Regions from separate parts of the Homo sapiens genome. Here region 1 is linked to region 2. Evidence: chromatin loops called from intact Hi-C (ENCODE). Cell type or tissue: MCF 10A. All regions are shown on one strand. Links, peaks and the distances in the headings refer to the core of each region. The heading gives the core; the rest is flanking DNA.

The links. A loop is a pair of places that touch in the nucleus more often than their neighbours do. Peaks named below come from ENCODE experiments on the same cell type or tissue, not always from the same donor. Only the 100,000 strongest peaks of a DNase experiment are listed, where the experiment ranks them.
Region 1: a loop joins it to region 2, with 4 times the contacts of the local background. A loop is called at or near these places in 4 of 110 quality-filtered maps.

What each region holds. Positions count from the first base shown.
Region 1 is chr12:89,173,577-89,184,530 of GRCh38, forward strand. No RefSeq gene overlaps it. Among named protein-coding and RNA genes, the nearest start is that of LINC02458, 160 kb to the left of the region's middle. In MCF 10A, for the core only: no CTCF peak of the experiment used is centred there; DNase peaks (open chromatin) are centred at 6,625 and 8,115.
Region 2 is chr12:89,044,753-89,055,706 of GRCh38, forward strand. No RefSeq gene overlaps it. Among named protein-coding and RNA genes, the nearest start is that of LINC02458, 31 kb to the left of the region's middle. In MCF 10A, for the core only: a CTCF peak has its summit at 6,506 (motif pointing right); a DNase peak (open chromatin) is centred at 6,499.

The sequences.
Region 1 (10,954 bases), core at 1,970-9,969, 130 kb after region 2:
TATTTTAATATTATAAAAATGTGAATGGTACTTGTGTATTTACAAATTTTAGACACAGCCTATGCACCTGAAATCACAAATTGGTAGCCAAATGCTAACTCCAACTCACAGAAGTGCTTTATTTGACCTACTCTGTGTTCGTGTGTGTATCTTGATTGAATGAGTTTCCACTACTTTTAAATCTAGAGTTTTAAATCTGGAGTTTCCACATAAATGTCTGCATTGGCAACCTTCTTTGAAAACACTAGGAGATTTGCATCACTGGATCCAATATTCATGCAGGCAACATTGAGCTTGCACTGGCCAAACCAAAAAGATATGTAAATCCCATTAACTCATGCCTCTCTGGCCTCTGTAGCATTTGAAGTTTCAACACCTCCTACACGCAGAGAATGAAAGGCTTAATTATGGTCACAAAATAACAGAGAAATATTATGAATATTTTTTGATAATATAAACATTGCTTATGATTGAAGCTACGAGTCGAGGGGTGAAGTGAAATGAAGAAAATAATAGAGATGTTAGTATACCTTTATTTTTGAAATTTGAAAATCATGGGCTGACAGAATAAGGTATAAATATTTCACACATTATGTGAAGTTATAAAAGTCACAGATAGAGGAATTAAAAATAATAATATAACTATATTAAGACAGGAAAAAGAAAGTGAGGGATTTTCTAAATCCTTATGAGTCATAGCAGATTGTCCATAGATATCGGAAATTTGTAAACCAAAAACTAGTGAGATAAACATTTTAATCACAGTATTAACCCCTAAAAACGAACCAAAAGTAGAGTAGCTTACAGAATTTGCAATAATTTCTTCTAGGCTTGAGACAGTATGTGTATGGTTGGATGTGGCCAGGGAGTGTCACTTTTCACTGGAAGCTATCTTTTCTCACACTAGCCATTTGGAATCTAGAATCTGCCTATGTGGTAGACACAGAATTCATAGGGTTGCCAAAAAGCTACATGTGCAGGAGGGCTGCCCAAAGGAGGGGAGAAGCATGCTCTATTGGGGGTTTTAGACTGTGGATCAACAGTGAGGGTGTTCAGTGTGTGCTTTTATCCAGACTTAGCAGATGATCACTTAGACAATCAGTCTCCAGTTCAATCCTGGCATGTAAGAATTTAAATTGTGTTTTAAATATCAACCAGTCTGGTGAGATAGGCCTCAGAGGATGCTCTTGGAGGGCTAGTAAATTGATACACAGAGTCTGTTTAGGAACAATGTGGTGATATATCAAGAACCACAAACATAATCATAGCCATTGACCTGGAAGTCCCAATTCTGAGAACGTATTCTAAAAAAGAAAATTTAAAGATATTTTATATATGTTTTAACCACATGCCTATTTAACCTCTCAACTATATACTGCAATACCTGGGTGACCACGAAAGTATAGTTCATTATCAGACAACATTCTTATTCTCTGTTGGCTGATTATAAACGTTTCCATAGTGAGAGGACAGGACAACTTCGAATGTTAACTTTTAATATCGTATAATCTTTCAGTAAGCTTCAAATGATTGAGTGCCAGTCTCATTTCCTACCATCTGCCTCCCTCTTTCCTATTTTATCCTTAAGCCACCCTCCAAACCCTCCATATATGTACCGCAGTTTCACCTCCATTCTAGTGGCATTCTAGGTGGTCAAGGCCATGAGGAAAAAAGAAGCTCTATCCTGGAAGCTCCATCCTGGAAGAAAAGAAATGAAGCTTCAATAGAATTGTTCTCCTTAGGAACAGGCTCAGAACCTCAGAGTGAAGCATCTGCAGGCAAACCAAAATGACTTCATGTTACTCATTTGAAATAGCATAATAAGGATAATTTATTAAAAGACATTTTTCCCATTGCAGGTAAGAATAAAGATTGCATATAGTTATGTTTTCTATAATATTGTTGATATTAAAAATTTATGAGTAACTTAATTCCCTGACTATAGGAGAATCTTAAATAAATTCTAAATACTTTCTCTTCCCTGCCAGGTTTTCACATGGCTGGATCCTTCTCATCATTCTTTAGAAAGGCCTTTAAGGCTGAGTGTGGTGGTCCATGCCTGTAATCCCAGCACTTTGGGAGGCCGAGGCAGGAGAATCACTTGAGGCCAGGAGTTCAAGAGCAGCCTAAAGCAACATGCTGAGACCTTCCATCTCTACAAGAAACCTTTTAAAATTTAAAAAATTATAATTAAAAAAAGAAAGACCTTTGTAGATCACCACCCACCACCATCCTCCAACATCTTATTTTCCCATCTCTATCTTTTATTTTTATCATAGCTCTAATCACTATTTAAATATGTATTCCTAAAAATTTGTCTCTATCTTTATCATCTCTCTTCTTCCATTAGATTGTAGCCTCCATGAAGTCAAGGACTGCCTATCTCGTTCACTACAGTATCCACTGTATATGGAACTGAACCTGGCACATAATAGGTGCTTGATAAATATTTGCTAACAAATTAATGAATAATTTTCAGATATTGACATTATAAACATAAAAATATATAGTTTGATGGAAAAAAAATGTATGATTGCTTAAACACAACAGCATAGATATAATTTTAAGGATGTTATTTTGCACATGAAACAAAGAAAAAATTACAAGAGTTTTATTTACCGACATAATTATTATGAATAACTTTTTTTTTTTTTGAGACGGAGTCACTGTCATCCAGGCTGGAGTACAGTGGCGCCATCTCGGCTTACTGCAACCTCCACCTCCTGGGTTCAAGCAATTCTCCTGCCTCAGCCTCCTGAGTAGCTGGGACTACAGGCACACGCCAGCCATGCCCGGCTAATTTTTTGTATTTTAGTAGAGACGGGATTTTTCTGTGTTGCCCAGGCTGGTCGCGAACTCCTGAGCTCAGACAATCCGCCCACCTCAGCCTCCCAAAGTGCTGGTATTACAGGCGTGAGCCACCATGCCTGGCCCAATAACATTTTTTCTTATATTTTTTATTAGTTACTTTAATGCCCTTAAAATATTACTTATGGGTTTTTAATCATCTACTAGTCTTGCTTGTATGTATTAAATAACATGAAGAGAAATGCCTTGGCTTTCCTGGTGAAAAAAAAGTTTACAGGCTGTAATATAACTTTAAACTCTTGAAGTATTCACAGTCTAATTTAGATATAAGGCTTAAACTGATGGCTTTAACAAATACATAATAAATCTTGGTGGAAATTAACATGTTTTCGTAAAAGGTGAATTTTAATGTCTAAATTAATCATAGAAGAGTTTTTGAGCTTATAAAAAGAGGAAGTACAAGCCTCATTTTGTTTATATGCCTTGAAGTTTTTCCACAGGAGGTAATGACTATCCACAAAAGATTTGCTTCTGCTGAACTGGCCTCACTATGCCAATGAGGGGATAATGCAACAGCATCATTCCTTAGAAACTCAAGCTCCGGGCTGCCTGGTATAGATACCTCCATTGTAAGAATTATCTTGTTGCTTTGTCATTACTTGTTTACACATGTGTCTTCCCTAGCAGGTTATAAACTGCTTGAGGGCAAGAGAGTAGATCTTCATAAATTTGTTGGATTAAAAGAATTTAGTAATTTGTGCTTGAGATTAAAAGACTTTGGATGCTAAAACTTTGCAGGAAATTTGATTTTCAGACATAAAAAATGTATCACTTACTTTGTGTGTTTACTCTCAAACATTATCCACAAGAATTTGAGTCAGTTTGTAATAAATAGTGCAAAGGGAAATGGTGGATTATAATACAAAACTTTTTAAGCCAAAGAAAATTTAATTTGAATATATAGTCAAAATAAGAACAATTACAGAGAAAAAAAAAGAAAATCTGATCTCTACACATCATAACTGACATTGTTGCTTTAGTGGAACCTCAGCTTTCGTGTTGATATTACTAGTAGCCAAAGCATAAAGGAGAGACACAGTCAGTTATAACTCCTTTTTTTTTTTTTTTGTATTTTAAGTTCCAGGGTACATGTGCAAGATGTACAGGTTTGTTACATAGGTAAATATGTGCCATGGTGGTTTGCTACATAGATTTTCCCATCACCTAGGCATTAAGCCCAGCATGCATTAGCTATTTTCTCTGGCGCTCTCCCCCAACTCTGCCCTCCCCATAACTCTTATTTTTGAAAGTCAAAAAATCAGTTAGGCATTGGAAGAAGCAAATCATTTCTAGATTTTAGCTCTGAATGAAATACTGATTAATCATGTGAATAATATTCTCAGTGGCATCCCCAGAGCAAATGCAACAAATAATTTCATAAGGTTGTTTTTCAACTTCTTCCCCAGTGAAAGCCCAGAGCAAAACATCACAGACTAATTCAGCAAAGGCAATTCATAACAATTCATAACACAGCAACATTGTCCAGATACATCATTCTCTATCCTTTAAGCCAGGCAGGGGTGAGCAAAATACAGACCCCAGACCAAATACAGCCCATTATCCATTCTTGTAAATAAAGTTTTATTGCAACACAGCCAGATGCATTTATCTACTTCACGTCGATAGCTGCTTTCATGCTAGTGTAGTGTAGAGAGTAATTCTAATGACCATATGGCCCACAAAACCTAAATATTTACTATCTGGCTCTTTACATAAAACTTTTGCTGACCCCTGCTTTAAACTAAACTTCCATTATTATCACTTTTCTCCACAGAACTTTTGATAAGAGTTGGATACAAACAATTTGTGGATTTGAGTTAGATTCATACGTTAGATAAAACCACATGAAACTGCCAGTTTTTCATTTTTTTTAGAAACAAAAGGCCAACTCTATATTATTCACTCTAATGCTTAAGAAAAAATTGAAATCTTGTTACAAACATTAAAGAGGCAACACATATTTTGCTTGGATGGATAATAACACTCACATATAGGAGTGGGACATGAAATATTATTAAGCAAAGCCAGGATATTTCTGAAAAAGAAATTTTAGTCTTCCCACAACATGAAATCAGATCTAAATGCTACCATTTGCTATCATTGCAAATGAAAGAGAAAATACCAAATATCCCCATTAAAAGACCAATTTAATGACAAACTTAGCAATGATGACTACCCATTGACATGATGGTTTCTAGTGAATAACTTCTTGTGTTTATAATACGTGAAATAGTTGTGCAAAAGACTCACCATTGCATCCATAGAATTATCTGTGCACTAGAGACGTAATGGATATTCAATCTATATGTCTTTCATTAATTAGGAAAACAAAATTATCTCATGAGATTTTGAACAAAATATACAGCTAGATCAGTCTACGCACTGAAAATTGTACAGCTAGAAGCATCAGCAGAATGTCTCACATCAAGTAAATTATTAACAATAGGTGTTTATTTGGGAATAAGTTTGTATATTTCTTAAATGAATAACCAAAGTATGTTATTAATTTCCTACTATGTGCACACAGGGCTAGTGGCTACAGAAAAATATATGGCTCAATTCCTTTAGGTAAGGGACTTTAAATCTAGTTGGTGAAACACATATTAAAAGAAAGAGCACTAGCCCATAAGGCATGTCTTAATAAAGTGACAAATGAATAAAATTGACAATCAGTGAACCATTACATGCTGTGTTGAATTCATTCTCCATGAAAATTCAACATGAAAGAGGCCAAGAAGCCTGGATTCCAGTCTTGCTTGTGACATTTCCTAGCAAGAATGTACATTATTTTATTTAACAGTGTTCCACTTGTTTATTTTACTGGAGTGTATACTCTTCAGTTCTTGAGAAGTCTGAGATAATTATCACATCACCACTAACAACTAGTAGTGTTCTTTTGAGCCCTAGGTTTCTGTGGAAGAGCTTCTGTGGAAAAAGTTCAACAGATGTTGACCTCAACTTGCATGTTAAGTGTTTTGGGGAAAATATTTTAAATATCGTAATACTTAAAACACTCCAGAAAGCTCTATGCCAGATGTTAACACATTGGAAACTATCAATGCATTAACTTGTGTTTCCAGTTTGACTTGCTTTTTATGGGCCTCACATTAAAGGCTTCTTCTGCAAGAGTATCCTGAGATTACATAGTAACCTGTTAAAGACTTCCCATTTGCAACTAGTTTTCTGAGTAAATTAGGATCTTTTTTGATAGTGTGTAAATACAAAAGAAATACTAAACTAAATTAGATGCTAAGGATTATGTGAAATCACAAGTGTCATAGTAAGCTCTCATTCCAAGTTTTTGTATTAATCAAAACAACCTTAGTTTCATTTATTGACTATATACTGAGGAAATTTATTCAATTTGAACTTATAAGGTTATTTTATGAATAAAATATCGTTTCTATGTAGTAAAATTCCATTTACATTTTTATTTAAGAGGAATTACTTCTGCAAAAAAAAACGCTAGAAATAACTTGAAATGTACATTCCGAAACAAATAGTATATGATTCTCCACACAAAACTTAGCTTGATAACAAAAGCATAAAACAGTTACCTTGTTTCCTGAGATTTTATAAAATCACACACTACACACACCATATATAAGGCAACTACCAGAATCTGCTTACTAGTTAAAAATACTTGCTCTTCCCACTTGGTTTTGCACAACACCTGCAATTTAATCAGGATGTTTTTGGGTGTGCCTGTACTTCCCTGTCAACATTTCAGTTTTGGGCAAACGCCAACCTGTAAGAGATTTTCATCTGGAGACTGTTTCCCTTCTTGCAACATCAGTTGTACTGTTGCCAAAAACATCACCCTACTAAGGGAACATCCCCTTTTATTCACTCCCATCCATTTCTGGACTCAAATAATAAACACTTAGTCCTGCATCTGAATGAAGCTTTTTTTTTTTGCCTTTTCTTCACCTAAAACAATTCTCACTAACCTCAGGGGGTCAATCTTTTTCAACATGTTCTTAATACCCCAAGTACTAAGCTACTCTGTTTTTTGTTTGTTTTTTGTCTTTTTGCTTTTGTTTCATTTTTTTTGTCAAAAAGGCTCATAATATTTGGGGCTGCAAACTATTCATCATCCTGAGAGAATTCAGCTCTCTAATTCTGCACAGGAGTAGAACAGGCATTTCTGTTTCTACCCATTGTGGTATTTTAAAATATTAACCTCAAAAGATGCTCCATATCATACGTTATCAAGGAAATTCAAACTGAAACAATGAGATACCACTACACACCTTTGAGAATGAACAAAACCCAGAACTAACAACATCAAACGCTGACTAGGATGTGAAGCACAAGGACCCATTTATTGCTGGTAGGAATGCAAAATAGTACAGCTACTATGGAAGACAATTTGGCAGCTTTTTAAAAACTGAACACTCTTAACATATGATCCAGCAATCCTGCTCCTTGGTATTTACCAAAGAAATGGAAAACTTAGGTCCACACAAAAACCTGCACACAGATGTTTATAACAGCCTAATTCATAATTGCTAAAATTTGGAAGCAACTGAGATGTCCATCAGCAGATGAATGTATAAATAAACTGAGGCACATCCAGAAAATGGACTATTACTCAGTGCTAAAGAGAAATGAGCTATCAAGCCTTGAAAAGACATGGAGAAAGCTTAAATGCTTGTATACTAAGTGAAAGAAGCCAAACTGAAAAGTTACATACTATATGACTCCAACTATAGGATATTCTGCAAAAGGCAAAAATATAGAAACAGTAAGATGATCAATGGTTGCCAGGGGTTAGAAGGGAGGGAAGGAGGAATAGCCAGAGCACAGGGGGTTTTCATGACAATGAAAATACTCTGTATGATACTATATGGTGAATTCATGTCATTATACATTTGTCCAGACTCGTAGAATATACATCACCATGAGTGAACCCTAATGCAAATTATGGATTTGAGGTGATTATATTGTGTCAGTGCAGGCTTATCAACTGTAACAAATGTAACATCCTGATAGGAGATTTTAATAGTGGTGGAGGCTATGCATGTGTAGGGGTGGGGAGTATACAGGAAATCTCTATACCTTCCTCTCAATTTTGCTGTGAATCTAAAATTACTCTAAAAAATAGTCTTTTAAAAAATGCTAATCTCCTCAGTACCTATATACCAACACAGAGCTTTGTCCTTTTTTACAAGGTAGACACCCTTTGTTAAGCGTGATCAAACCTGTGAGCCAATTTCCTAGAAAAAATGTAATGCTAGGGGAGACTGTTCTGATTACCAAACAATGACTCAGTGTGTTAAAAGGGCAAACCTAAACTGAAAAAATCCTGTTGAAGACAGGCATGGTTTCCTGAGAAAGAAGATTATGAACAAGTAAGCTATATTTATCTAGATCTGGGTCTGCATTCTGTTAGAAATACTTTTGTTTTTCATCACTATTGCATTTTTAATATTCCAGCAAACTGTGATTGCTTAAATTGCTCAAAGATGTTAAATATTTATACTTTTGTGGAAGTCTTAAGATCAAGAAGAAAATGCACCTAATAGAAACAATCTGCTGGAGTGGTCAATAGGCCTGTTTAGACTGTGGCGGATGACATTATTCAAGCTGGCGAGTTATTTAGACTTGGATATTTTAAAGAGTAGAAATACTAAATAGCTAAATTCTATCACACTCAATAATTATTTGTATAATATTGAAGATATGATATTAGAATATTTTCTTTCAAAAAACTATGCTGAGTCTGTTCTGCTATGTGCCAGTTCATTGCATATGTACAGTAAAAAATTAGAAGTTTACCTTCAAATATCTAAAAAAAAAGTAATAATAAATTAGATAATTCCTAAGACTAAAGAACAAAACGAAAACTTTTATTTTCACTGTGGCCTTCAATATACTTCCCCATACATATAAACTTTTCTTCCTAGCTCATTACACACAAGCCACTCTGAGCTTCTTTCAGTTCCTAAACATACCTAATTTCATGCTTGCTTAAAGACTTTCTACCTGCCATTCCTTTTTCTGGAATATTCTTCCCCAATTTTTCACAAGATTTAACCACAAGAGCAGGGAATTTTAAAAGCAGGGACTTGGGAGTACGAATACCAGGACACTGTGAATTAATATATGTAAATGACTGAAATATAATTAAGTGCTTAATAGTTATAGGTCATTATTGTGTTGCTTGTCATCATTAGCCTTCTATTCTCAGCTCTGATGTTACCTCCCCGTAGAAAGAAGCCCCCTCTGAACATTGAAAGTAGAGATTCTCCTGCCATCCTTCCTTCTCCAACCTGGTCACTCTCTGTCACATCACCTTTTCCATTTCCTCCCTGCAAATGAGGATTGCCTAATGAATAGCATTTTATAGAAAGGCTAAACTCTGGAAACACTTGCCATATTTTTAATAGTCAAATTCTTTCTCTAGTTTCTGTAGGTAAAGAATTTGTTAAACTTGTCCCAATGAAAGTGACAAAAAGTCAGCACTTATTTTTAGATAAGTAGAACAACCATCTAAATGGCATTACAGACTGGGCATGGTGGCTCATGTCTGTAATCCCAGCACTTTAAGAGGCCAAGGCGGGCAGATTGCTTGAGCCCAGGAGTTCGAGATCAGCCTGGGCAATATAGTGAAATCCCATCTCTATAAAAAATAAAAATAAAAAATTAGCTGGGCATGGTGGTGTGCACCTATAGTCCCACCTACCTTGGTCGTACCACTGCACTCCAGCCTGGGTGACAGAGTGAGACCCTGTCTCAAAAAAAATTAAATTAAATTAAATTATATTACAGCATAGTGGTTTGTTGTTTGTGGCAAAAGAAGCCAGAACAAAGAAATCAGTGACTATATATAACATGCTTTCTTTCTTTGGGCAAGTCAGGCAGTAATATATTTTGGAGACAGTGTCTAGGAAGGTAACAGGAAGACTCTTCACATTTTAAAATCTAAGACAACCACACTGAGTTATTTATATTAAATTTGGGTGGGAAGTATGGCAGAGAAGAGAAGAATCTTGGGCATGATTTTCCAGCATCCTCTCAGAGACCCTAATTATTCTCTATCTCTTCTTGAAAATTAAAAATTTTTACTTTATGAAAATCATTACCCAAAAATATGATATTGCCTGAAAACATAAATACATTTCACAAAATGTTACATAAACTCTTGCACACTGGATGTAGTAAATCATTAAATATAGTGTTTATCCCCTAACTTTTGAAAAAGTTAACTTGGAGACAAATCAAGAAGGCAAATCAGTGTCCTTTGGTGCCCATTCGAAAAAGTCCTGGGGTAGAATTGATGGTTGACCTGACCACCCTGTTTCCAACATGAACATGCTGATATTCCGATATTTATTCTTCCCATCCCTTTCTCAGGTCATTATTTCACCCCTCCCCATCTTCAGATGAAAAGAGAAAGAAAGAGAACACTGCCATGGTAAGGTAGATTTAGGTTGGGTCTTCTTCCCACACTTTAGTCTTCTACCTGAGATCATCCTGTTAGAGTTTAGTGTACTTAACAAGTCCAGATGTCTCTGACAGTGATCTCTTCACCAAACACTTTTTTAGTACTTCTCACTATAACAACTCCACTCATCACAGGCAACCCAACCTTCTTATTTCACAATCGTTTGTTTTACAAACAAGAATCCTAAAGCCAAGAGAAAGTGAACAACTTATCAGGTTTATTCCAAATCAGCATAGAAGATGATATGGGAACTCATTTCCAACAAATTTCTTGACTCATGGATGAAATGGGAGACAAGTTGCTTCATTTCATGTTTTGAAATAACTAAGTATTTCTTCTCAAGTTTGTTCTTATAAGGGCCCCTAGGATAAAGAGCAGCCTGATTCTTGCATAACCACTTGGAGTGGGAGAAAGGGAAAGTCATGTCCTGTGAGGGTGACTGGGAGGCAATGGGGAGGGTGAAGGATGGGTGGAGTGGACAGGAGCCTAGCCACGGAAGGACACTTCATGGTTGTGAAGAAACAGTGGGTCCTAGGGCCAACTGATCTGACTCAGCCCCAGGAATTATTATTATCATCAACTTTGTCTTTGCAAAATAAATGTTGCCACCGCCAATGAATGTGCAAGCACTTGTTA
Region 2 (10,954 bases), core at 1,756-9,755:
CAAGTACTAGTCTACAATTCTTTGCACACGGTATATTAAACATTAAGGTATAATTGGCTGAAAATGGCATTAAGCTGTAGAATTTTTTTCTATAGAAATACCCATATGTGCAAAATGATATGTGAAAAAAAAGTTCATAGAATCATTTGGAATAGGGAAAATTGGAATCAATTGCAATGCTTATTATTAATAGAATGTTCAAATTACGGTACTGTCATTTTATGAAGTAATAAGTAGCGGTTAAAAGAGCATAGGATGCCTCTATATGTATCAGCATGGAATTATATGAAATATCCAGAGAAAATACTGCAGAACTATATGTAATTTCCAATTATATGAAATTTTTAAATACAGAAATATGTTTATAAAATGCATAGAAAAACATCTGGAAAGATTTATACCAAAAGTTGATGGCGGTTATATCAGAGAGAAAGAGTTAGAGAAATGAGAAAGAGAGCCAGGAATGGAAGGAATGACATTTTGCTTTTTCTTATTTATATTTCTGATTTGCTTAAATCTTTTATAATGAGCTTATACTGCATGATAATGCTTAAAATCTTTAAGGTATTAGATTACTTTAGAAATGAGTTTGAAATAATCTTCATTGCTTACCTTGGATATTTATTCCATCTTCCTATGTACCAACCATTTGACTAACAGTAAAATAGAGATAATAATTACTACTTCACAGTGTGGTAGCAGGAAATGATCTATGTAAAGCTTTCAGCCCAATTTCTGCTACTGATAAAATTTATTTGTACAAGTTGATTATTGCTGTTTGTAATAAAGCATGCCAAAAATCAGTAGTTCAAAACAATGACCATTTATTATTGCTCATGTAACTATAACTTTGCTGGAGATTGGCTGGTACAAACGGGGTTTATCTGGGCTGCTGTCTTGAGTTTGGCTGTGCTCTACACACCAACATCCTACTTGGATCAACGTGATAATCAGAGCATGTACTTATGGTGACAGCAGAAGCACAGATAGGGCAAACATGCAAAGTCTATTAAGGAATAGGTTTAGAACTGACACACTGTAATTTCTACCTCATCCTATTGGCCAAATATAACACAAGACCTATCTCACAGCAAAGGGATATAGAAATACACTTCACTAAGAGTGACCAACCATCTCAGATTGCCCAGGACTTGGGGGGCTTCCAGAATGCAGAAATTTCCATAGTAAAACCAGGAAAGTCCTTGGGTAAATCTGGACTGGCTGGCCACTCAACATGTCTCTCTATTTAGTGAGATGAATTTCAAAGTTACCCAGCAACAAGTATGGAAAGGGATGGGATCAAGACTCAAGGCCAGCGATGCAATCCACTACACCTTTAATACTGTCATAATCTCAGCAACTAGAAAAACAGGCAAATAGTAGGTGGTCCAAATTAATTTTGGTAGATTGATTTTAAGTTGGCTGAACAACATCAGATCCCCCTAAACTCTCCATCAACAGAATATTTCCCAGAATAGACTCCTCAAATAAAAGGGTATTAAAGATGTTTCTGTAGTAACGGGGTATAGCATTAGACAGGTGATTAGGATAGATTATTAAAGAAGCTTAAGACTCTTTCAAACCTAATTCTAACTTCATTTGACAGACAATAAGATCAGTCTCTCCAAGACCAATGAAAATTGTTAATATCAATCTCCTTTCCTTCTAGGGAGAATATTTTGCTTATAACAGACTCTTACCAGGGGCAGGTTGTCTGACTTCTAATCATTTGCTTGTATGTGATCATGAATATTTATTTAGCCCCCTCAGCTTTACTAATCCTTTTCAAACGCAGGGACCCGTTGTGGGTGTTTGTTCCCAGAGGTTAAATCCACAGAGCCAGGGGGAGCTCCACTCTGCCTGTTGTTTCCCTATACCCACTATTCCTCTTCCTGTCTAGACTATACATTTCTCCTCTGAAGACAGATCCTTATGGATAAGATCAATGCATAGGCACGAATCAGAAAGATTTCTCTCAATTTACAACCATTTTCTTTATCTGAAATGCATCAAAGAAGAAAGACTATTAAAGCCTGCAAGTGTTAGGGTTTTTAAATTTAAAAAAATAATAATAAGGAAAAGCAGGACTCTAGACATCCCATAATGGGAATGGGCAGCTAAAATATAATACTTTGGGTTCATTTTCATATGAACTTGGATAATAAAACAAAGAAATAATAACATGCAATGAAAACACACTCAAATGAGAGAGCCAACCGGGAGATGACTGTCAAAAAAAGTTTGAGAGTTAAAATGGCAGATAGTTTCAAAGCTTTCAGGAAAATCAATTAGAGCCTAAGTGACCTCTAGGACAAGTATCTGGACACTAGCCACTTTACAAATTCCAATCTAGGCGTGAGTAACAAGTGAATTAAACTGCTTAGAGTTCTATCAATAATCAGGAATGTATAGTTTAGATAGATTACCTTAAATTTTAATCAATAATTTTAAAGGGACCCAGTAATCAGCTTCATTACACTCTACCCAGATGAAGTAAGTGGGGTCAACTAACTAAAATATAAAGGAGTTTTCAACTGCTCACCTCTCCTCACAAATGGGTACTCTCCCGACTGACTCTGTGACATTTATACAGCCTGTAATTCTGAACACATCACCTGCTTTAGGAGACCTAGCAGCAACTCCATATGTAGACTTAAGATCTTGTTAAGCACTTGGGCCTGATAGAAACTGACAAAGTCTTTGCCTTACCTGAGATTCCAGCACAGCTGAGCACCCAGGAGATTCCCAGTTGACAAATAGTGAGGGCAAAGAGCAAGCCGGTCCCCAAGCTGAGCTTCCCCCAGGTCCTTCTTTTGATCCACTGGCTTCCCAGCCCATCTGTTTTCATTCTTAGTTTAATTTGATGAGGGAGGTGGTAAAGAAGCACATCATTGCAGATGTCAAACGCATAAGGTAAATAAGAATCCACAGAGTTGCTACCCTCAGCTTTTCTCTAAGTGATCTCAGAGGGCATTATGATTATAACATTAAACCAGGATACCGAGTTTGGGGGCAGCTTATCAGTTAACCATGACATTCCATGAAAAGCGTGGACCAACCAACATTTTGTTAGAACAGACTGACTAATAAAGAGGGAAGGGATAAGACAAAGTGACACTGTTCCCCTGGCTTTTCAAATTATCCAGGGAATAAAAGAAATTGCAGGGCAAATATCCATCCTGAATTAAAAGCTACTCAGGGGATGAGAAACAAATGAAAATCTATTATGCCATAGAAAGAGTCTCCAGAGGCCTAGAGCAATTTTTTTAAATATGAGCCACTGATTAATGACTTTGGCTACAAGGGAATGCCTAGGGAATTAGAGACTTGTAATTTAATTTCCTTCTGGGAGTAGCAAGTCCAGAAGGAGAGGAAGCCACCTTACTAATTGGTATTAGAAAATTGGGGTTAAAGGAAAAAAGAGGAAATAAAGTTGAGTTCAGGAATCTTATGGAGATGATGTCATGTCAAATACAGTCTTCATAGAGATGAGAGCGATAACTGACAGTTACTGAGTGCTTACTATATGCCAAGAACTTCCAAGTGAATTCTGTTCTGTAGCGCAGGTACTACCACATATTTTATCAATTCTGAAACAAAAACACACATACACACAGATTTTAGACATACATATCATTTTCTATACATCATGTCTTTATCTATATATATTTTTATATAAGATTGATGTCACCTTACAATCACTATGGGCCAAAGGGCAGACATGATGTAATTCTCTTGTTGTCTATGAATGCGCAAACTCATATTCCTGTCACTTCAGTTGACTTATGCACATCATTGGCACTGTATATGCCGAGTTTAATTGCTGCTGTTTAAAAATATTTCACACTAAACCAAAGGTTTTTTGACAAGCATAAGATGTGACTTTAAATTTGGTATTAGTAAAGTAAATACTCATTATAAGAAAGAAATTTCATCTTTTTTTCCAAAGCAACAGCCAAATGCTTTATGGGGCACTAAGAAATGAAAGCATCAATAAATAAATGAAGTTGTGCTTCATTTTGTTTCTAGACATATGTAAAATAATTGTCTATTACATGACAAGCAATTCAAGCAAAGGCAGGGATATATGCAAAATAATTGTCTATTTCATGCCAAGCAATGCAAGTGAAGGCAGGAAAAATTGCCAAGTCCCCAGCAATAGATTAATGACATTTCCAAACTCAGAGAGACTGATTTGACTAACTTGTACATGAGCCTGATTTGACTGATTTGTACATCATTAGCAGTGTTATGTTTTGTTTTCTTATTGATACGTAAAATAATGGTGCATCTCCTGTCTGATGGCACTTAGATTCAATAAACTAGAGTACTGCCACATCTTTTTCTTTTCAGACAAGAAAATCAAGACAAAGGCAAGTTACTTGTCCCAAAACCCACAGAAAGTGAACTTTTTAGAGATATTTAGAATTAGTTCAGTCTGATTGCAGAACTTATTATTTTAATCAGTATGAAAAACTACTTTCCAAACATGGAAAGAAGGTTGGCATAATCTTTTGAAAAATTAAGTCAGAGCATGGCATTTCTCTTTCCAATACATTTTCATCTCATGCTGAGTAAAAGTTGAAGTTCTTACAAGGGCTTACTAGGCCTTGCAAGATCTGCAGTTCCCTTCCTGCCTGTTTGCCACTGCCTCTCAACCTCATCTTCTTCTATTCCCCTTCACTCAACTCTACTCCAATCCTATTGACTACTTGCCTTCCCCATGCCACGCTAGCAAATTTGCTCCTACTTCAAATATACTCCTACCTCAGGGCCTTTGCATTTGTTATTCTCACCACTGGGAATACTTCCCCATCACATCTTCACTTGGTCACTTTCTCATTCCTTCATCCCTGACCTATATAAAAATAGCAGAACTCTTGCTCCATCTCATGCCCTGTCTATTCCCTTTAACATGTTCTATCTTCTCCATAGCATATTATTATATGAAATATCATATATATGACTTTGTTCATTTTCTTGTTGATTGCAACAATGTAAGTAAGCTTCAGAAGGCAGGACCTTTGTTTTATACATTTCTGTATCTGTGTAGACAGTAGGCATTCGATAAGTAAATGAAGAAAATGAATGGATCTTCCTCTGACAAGGTCATTCCACTGTCTTTCCCTTCTGTTTTATTGTCAGTCCAGAGAATTATGCAAATTGGAATCTATGGATTATTATTGCTTGTAAATCAGTAATGCTCTTTTTCATCCCATTTGAGAGATTTAAAAGGGTTGACACTCGGGAGGCTGAGGCAGGAGAATGGCATGAACCCGGGAAGCGGAGCTTGCAGTGAGCAGAGATTGTGCCACTGCAGTCCGCAGTCCGGCCTGGGCGACAGAGCGAGACTCCGTCTCAAAAAAAAAAAAAAAAAAAAAAAGGTTGACACTCTTATGATAGAGTGTTTCGAAATGCAGATTTCAGAGCTAGACTACCTGGATTTTAATGCTGGCTCTACCATTTGCCTATGCAATGTCACAAAAGTTACTCAACTCCTCTGAGTCCTCGTTTCCTCATCTGTAAGACTGGGATAATACTAGTGTAGGACTTACACCTGAGGATTCTTATAAGGATTAAATTAAATAATACAGGGATTATTAGCAAGTGCTAAGTATTAAAATATATATATATTTTTGAGACGGAGTCTCACTCTGTCTCTCAGGATGGAGTGCAGTGGCACCATCTCGGCTCACTGCAACCTCTGCCTCCTGGGTTCAAGCAATTCTCCTGCCTCAACCTCCTGAGTAGCTGGGATTATAGGTGCATGCCACCAAGCCCTGGTAATTTTTTTGTATTTTTAGTAGAGACGGGGTTTCACCGTGCTAGCCCCAGGATGGTCTCGAGTTCCTGACCTCGTGATCTGCCTGCCTTGGCCTCCCAAAGTGCTGGGATTACAGGCATGAGCCACCGCGCCCTGCCAATAAAATAATTATTTTTATTGGCAAATTATTTCCAACCTACCTAATAGGAACCGTTAAGAGCAAGACGGTTCTCAATGGGGGAAATTCTTCCTCCAAAGAAGATATTTTCCATGCTAGAGACATTTTGATTATCACAGTTAGGGATGGGGTGCAGGATGTTCCTGTTATCTAGTGGGTAAGAAGACAGGGATGCTGCTAAACATTCTATAATGCACAAGGGGGTCCTCCACAACAAAGCATTGTCACGCCCAATGTCAATAATGTCATTGATGAGAAATCCAGGGAGAGATTATTTGTTTCAATGTACTTCACCCTTCAGTATTCCAGAATAAGTAAGACATGTAAAGGGGAAACGTTTTTGTAAACCACCTCCACTCCATCTGTCATGTTTTGAAATCAGCTTAAAGATGAAAATCCATGCTTATATTACCCTTCTCCAGAGGCCTGGCCTTAAATCTCTCCATACTATTTTCTTTTATGATTCAACCCAAAAGAGATTCAGATTCAGGTGTTGCTGTCCAGACCTCAGGATTCCCAGGCAATTGTACTTGAAGATTCTCGTGTTGGCCTTTTCAGTTCTGCATCAGACCACTAGAGGGTAGAGAAACACTATCAATCATTCAGCATTTGGGTACCTGACAGTTTTCAGTAATACAAATCTTAATAAAATGCTAAATTATTTCTGGCTTATGAAATAAAAACTGCCCAGAACGGCTTTATTAAACACCTCTATATGTACACAGTTTTAGAGGCTGATTCAAGTATTTTACTCTGTCATCACCCTCAAACTCTAAAGTATAGTAGTAATTTAAGTCAATATTATATGTTAAATGGAGGCCTAATAAATGGCCATTGATGATCTTATGACTATTATGATAATATTATGATAATATGTTATGACTATGTTGGTAAAGCTCTTTTTTGATGAAGATTTAATCATGCTGTGACTTAAATCATATCAAATTGATTTAAATGATTCTCCCCACCAGGAATTAAGCAAAAATTGAGAGTGAATTGAAATCTAAAAATGAACTCCAATATGGAATAAGTAGCATTATTTTGTTGAACCCTGACCCAAACGCAGCCCAAAGTATAAACGCTTATTGTCTTATCAATACTTCATTAGGATGAACCTGAATGACTAAACAAATTACAGCATTATCACCAACTATCTAGATATATCTCAATCCCACACACTCAGGTTTGAAATAGAGGCACTGTATTAGTCTGTTTTCATGCTGCTGATAAAAACATACCTGAGACTGGGCAATTTACAAAAGAAAGAGGTTTAATTGACTTACAGTTCCACAGGGCTAGGGAGGCCTCACAATCATGGTGGAAGGCAAAGAGGAGTAAGTCATGTCTTACATGAATGGCAGGAGGCAAAGAGAGAGAGAGAGGTTGTGCAGGGAAACTCCCACTTATAAAACCATCAGATCTCTTGAGCCTTATTCACTATCAGGAGAAAAGCATGTGAAAGACCTGCTTTTCTCACGATAATGATGATTCAGTGATTCAATTACCTCCCACCAGGTCCTTCCCAAAACATGTGGGAATTTGAGATGAGATTTTGGTGAGGACATAGCCAAACCATATCATTCTGCCCCTGGACCCTCCAAAATCTCATGTCCTCACATCTCTAAACTAATCGTGTCTTCCCAACAGTCTCCCTAAGTCTTAATTCATTTCAGCATTAACTAAAAAGTCCACAGTCCAGAGTCTCATCCAAGTCAAGGCAAGTTCCTTCTGCTTATGAGCTTGCAAAATCAAAAGCAAGTTAGTTACTTCCTAGATACAATGGGGGTACAGGCATTGGGTAAATACAGCCATTCCAAATGGGAAAAATTGGGCAAAACAAAGGGGCTACAGGCCCCATGCAAGTCTGAAATCCAACAGGGCAGTCAAATCTTCTCCAAAATGATCTCCTTTGATTCCATGTCTCACATCCAGGTCGTGCTGATGCAAGAGGTGGGTTCCCATGGTCTTGGGCAGCTCTGCACCTATGGTTTTAAAGGGTAAAGCCTCCCTCCTGGCTGCTTTCATGGGCTGCCATTGAGTGTCTACAGCTTTTCCAGGCACATGATGCAAACTATCAGCAGATCTACCATTCTGGGGTATGGAGGAAAGTGGCCCTCTTCTCACAGCTCTACTAGGCAGTGCCCCAGTGGGGACTCTGGGTGGGGGTGCCCACCCCACATTTCCCTTCTGCATTGCGCTAGCAGAGTTTCCCCATGAGTGCCCTGCCCCTGCAGCAAACTTCTGCCTGGACATCCAGGTGTTTCTGTACATCCTCTGAAACCTAGGCAGAGGTTTCCAAACCTCAATATTTGACTTCTGTGCACCCACAGGCTCAACACCACATGGAAGCTGCCAAGACTTGGGGCTTGCACCCTCTGAAGCCACAGCCTGAGCTGTACCTTGGCCCTATTTAGTCACAGCTGGAGTGGCTGGGACACAGGGCACTGAGTCCCTAGGCTGCACACAGCACAGAAACCCTGGGCCTAGCCCAGAAGACTATTTTTTCTTCCTACACCATTGGGCCTGTGATGGGAGGGGCTGCCATGAAGACATCTGACATGCCTGGAGACATTTTCCTCATTGTTTTGGGGATTAACATTCAGCTCCTTGTTACTTACACAAATTTCTGAAGCTGGCTTGAATTTCTCCTTAGAAAATGGGATTTTCTTTTCTGTCACATTGTCAGGCTGCAAATTTTCGAAACTTTCATGCTCTGTTTACCTTTTAAAACTGAATGCCTTTAGCAGCACCCAAGTCACCTCTTGAATCCTTTGATGCTTAGAAATTTCTTCATCAAATACCCTAAATCATCTTTCAAGTTCAAAGTTCCACAAATCTCTAGGGCAGGGGCAAAGTGCCACCAGTCTCTTTGCTAAAATATAACAAGAGTCACTTTTGCTCCAGTTCCCAATGAGTTCATCTCCTTCTGAGACCACCTCAGCCTGGATTTCTTTGTTCATATCATTATCAGCATTTTGGCCAAAGCCACTCAACAAGTCTCTAGGGAGTTCCAAATTTTTCCACATTTTCCTATCTACTTCTGAGCCCTCCAAACTGTTCCAACCTCTGCATGTTACCCAGTTTCAAAGTCACTTCCACATTTTGGGGTATCTTTTCATCAATGTCCCACTCTACTGGTACCAATTTACTGTATTAATCCGCACTCACACTGCTAATAAAGACATACCTGAGACTGGGCAATTTACAAAAGAAAGAGGTTTAATTGACTTACAGTTCCACATGGCTGGGGAGGCCTCACAATCATGGTGACCCACAAGGAGGTGCAAATCATGTCTTACATGGATGGCAGCAGGCAATGAGAGAGAGCTTGAGCAGGAAAACTCTCATTTTTAAAACCATCAGATCTCGTGAACTTATTCACTATCACAAGAACAGCGTGGGAAAGACTCACCCCCATGATTCAATTACCTCCCACCAGGTCCCTCCTGCAACTCATGGGAATTTGAGATGGGATTCGAGTGGGGACACAGCCAAACCATATCAGGCATTGATAAAAAGTTGAAGGAAACTTTGGAGGAAGAAGAGTAAAGAATTAAAGAACAAAGTGGCCAGCTGTTTTCACTTTCAACTAAAAGTTAATAAAAGTGCAGATACAAATACTACAGAAGAGATTCCTAAGCTTATTCCTGACTTACTCCAAGTTATCCATAATTATCTCTAAAGATATTGCAAAATTATATTCAAAAATTATTTTAATTTTCTTTGACTTACACACACATGCACACATAACCACAAATAAACAAAAAGGCTGTGTGAATATTTTGACACACAGCTGTCAAACTGAATGATGCTGTCAATTAGTAAATGAGAGTAGGAATCAATGACTAAGAAATGTTTAAGCATCACACCAGAAAGCATCAGATTTTAGGAGACTGCAAAGAATCGTGATTAACTGTTAAAGTCTGGTATTAGACTATCTGTGTTTGAAAATTGCCTCTACAAGTTAATAATTTTGAAGCTCTGGGAAAATAATTTTACATCTCTTTGTTGTAACTTAAAATAGCATAAATGTCTTAGTATACGTAAGTGCATATAGGTATAGCACTTAGCACGGTGCTTGGCACATGTTAACTCTCTATGTAAGTGTTTTCTATGAGAATTATAATTTCCTTTAATAGATAAACCAAGAGATAACATATAAATCTTGTCTCTTTTATTGGGCATGCCCTTTCTTTCTAAAGTATCATTAAATCATTTTATTTTTCAAGAAAAGCAACAGACTGAACATGTTGGACTTCATGGAACTTGAGAAATATGAAAAACTTGGCTCAGTTTTTGAGCCAACCCATCACAATGATCACAATAGAGGCAGTTCTCATGCTTTTCTTTTCCTTTTCTTTCCATTCTCCCATATGCCCACTCCATGTTTCTTTAAATGTAAGCAACAGGTGCAACGCGGGAGGGAGTAGAAGTAATCATTCTTTATTCTTTTTCCATTTAACCACCAACACTCAGGCCAGGCATGAGGATAATCATAAGGACAACAGGGAAAAAAGCCTCTTAAAACCATTCTGAGGCACCCTTTGGAAAGGTCAAGTGAATTAATGGGAACAAAAGTTTTTCCATTTATCAGGTTCTAGAAAGTTTCACCAGATGATTATGTTTTTTATTTTCTTCTTGTAATGACTGGTTATCATTAACTTGTGATGAGACCAGATGCAAGAGGAAGTGGGGAATCCAAAGACAGAACTAATGAGGGCAAATTCAGAATCAAAATCTTGTCATCATATCAGCCCCGAAACAAACAGTTAATGCCTTGATCTGCTACCATGGAAACAGACCTTTATGTCAGGGTGACATGGGTTCCAGGGGCGTAGAGCACACCTCATTTTGCACTTCATTCAACTTCAATCGATTGCATTTTATTCAGAAAAAAATCCTTATTTTGACAAGTCAGTCTCAAATACTAAAAGGTCCAAAATATCAGATGCTCAATGTATTAAGTCAAAATCCTATTTGTGAAAATCACTAACCCATGTCACAATCAGCGT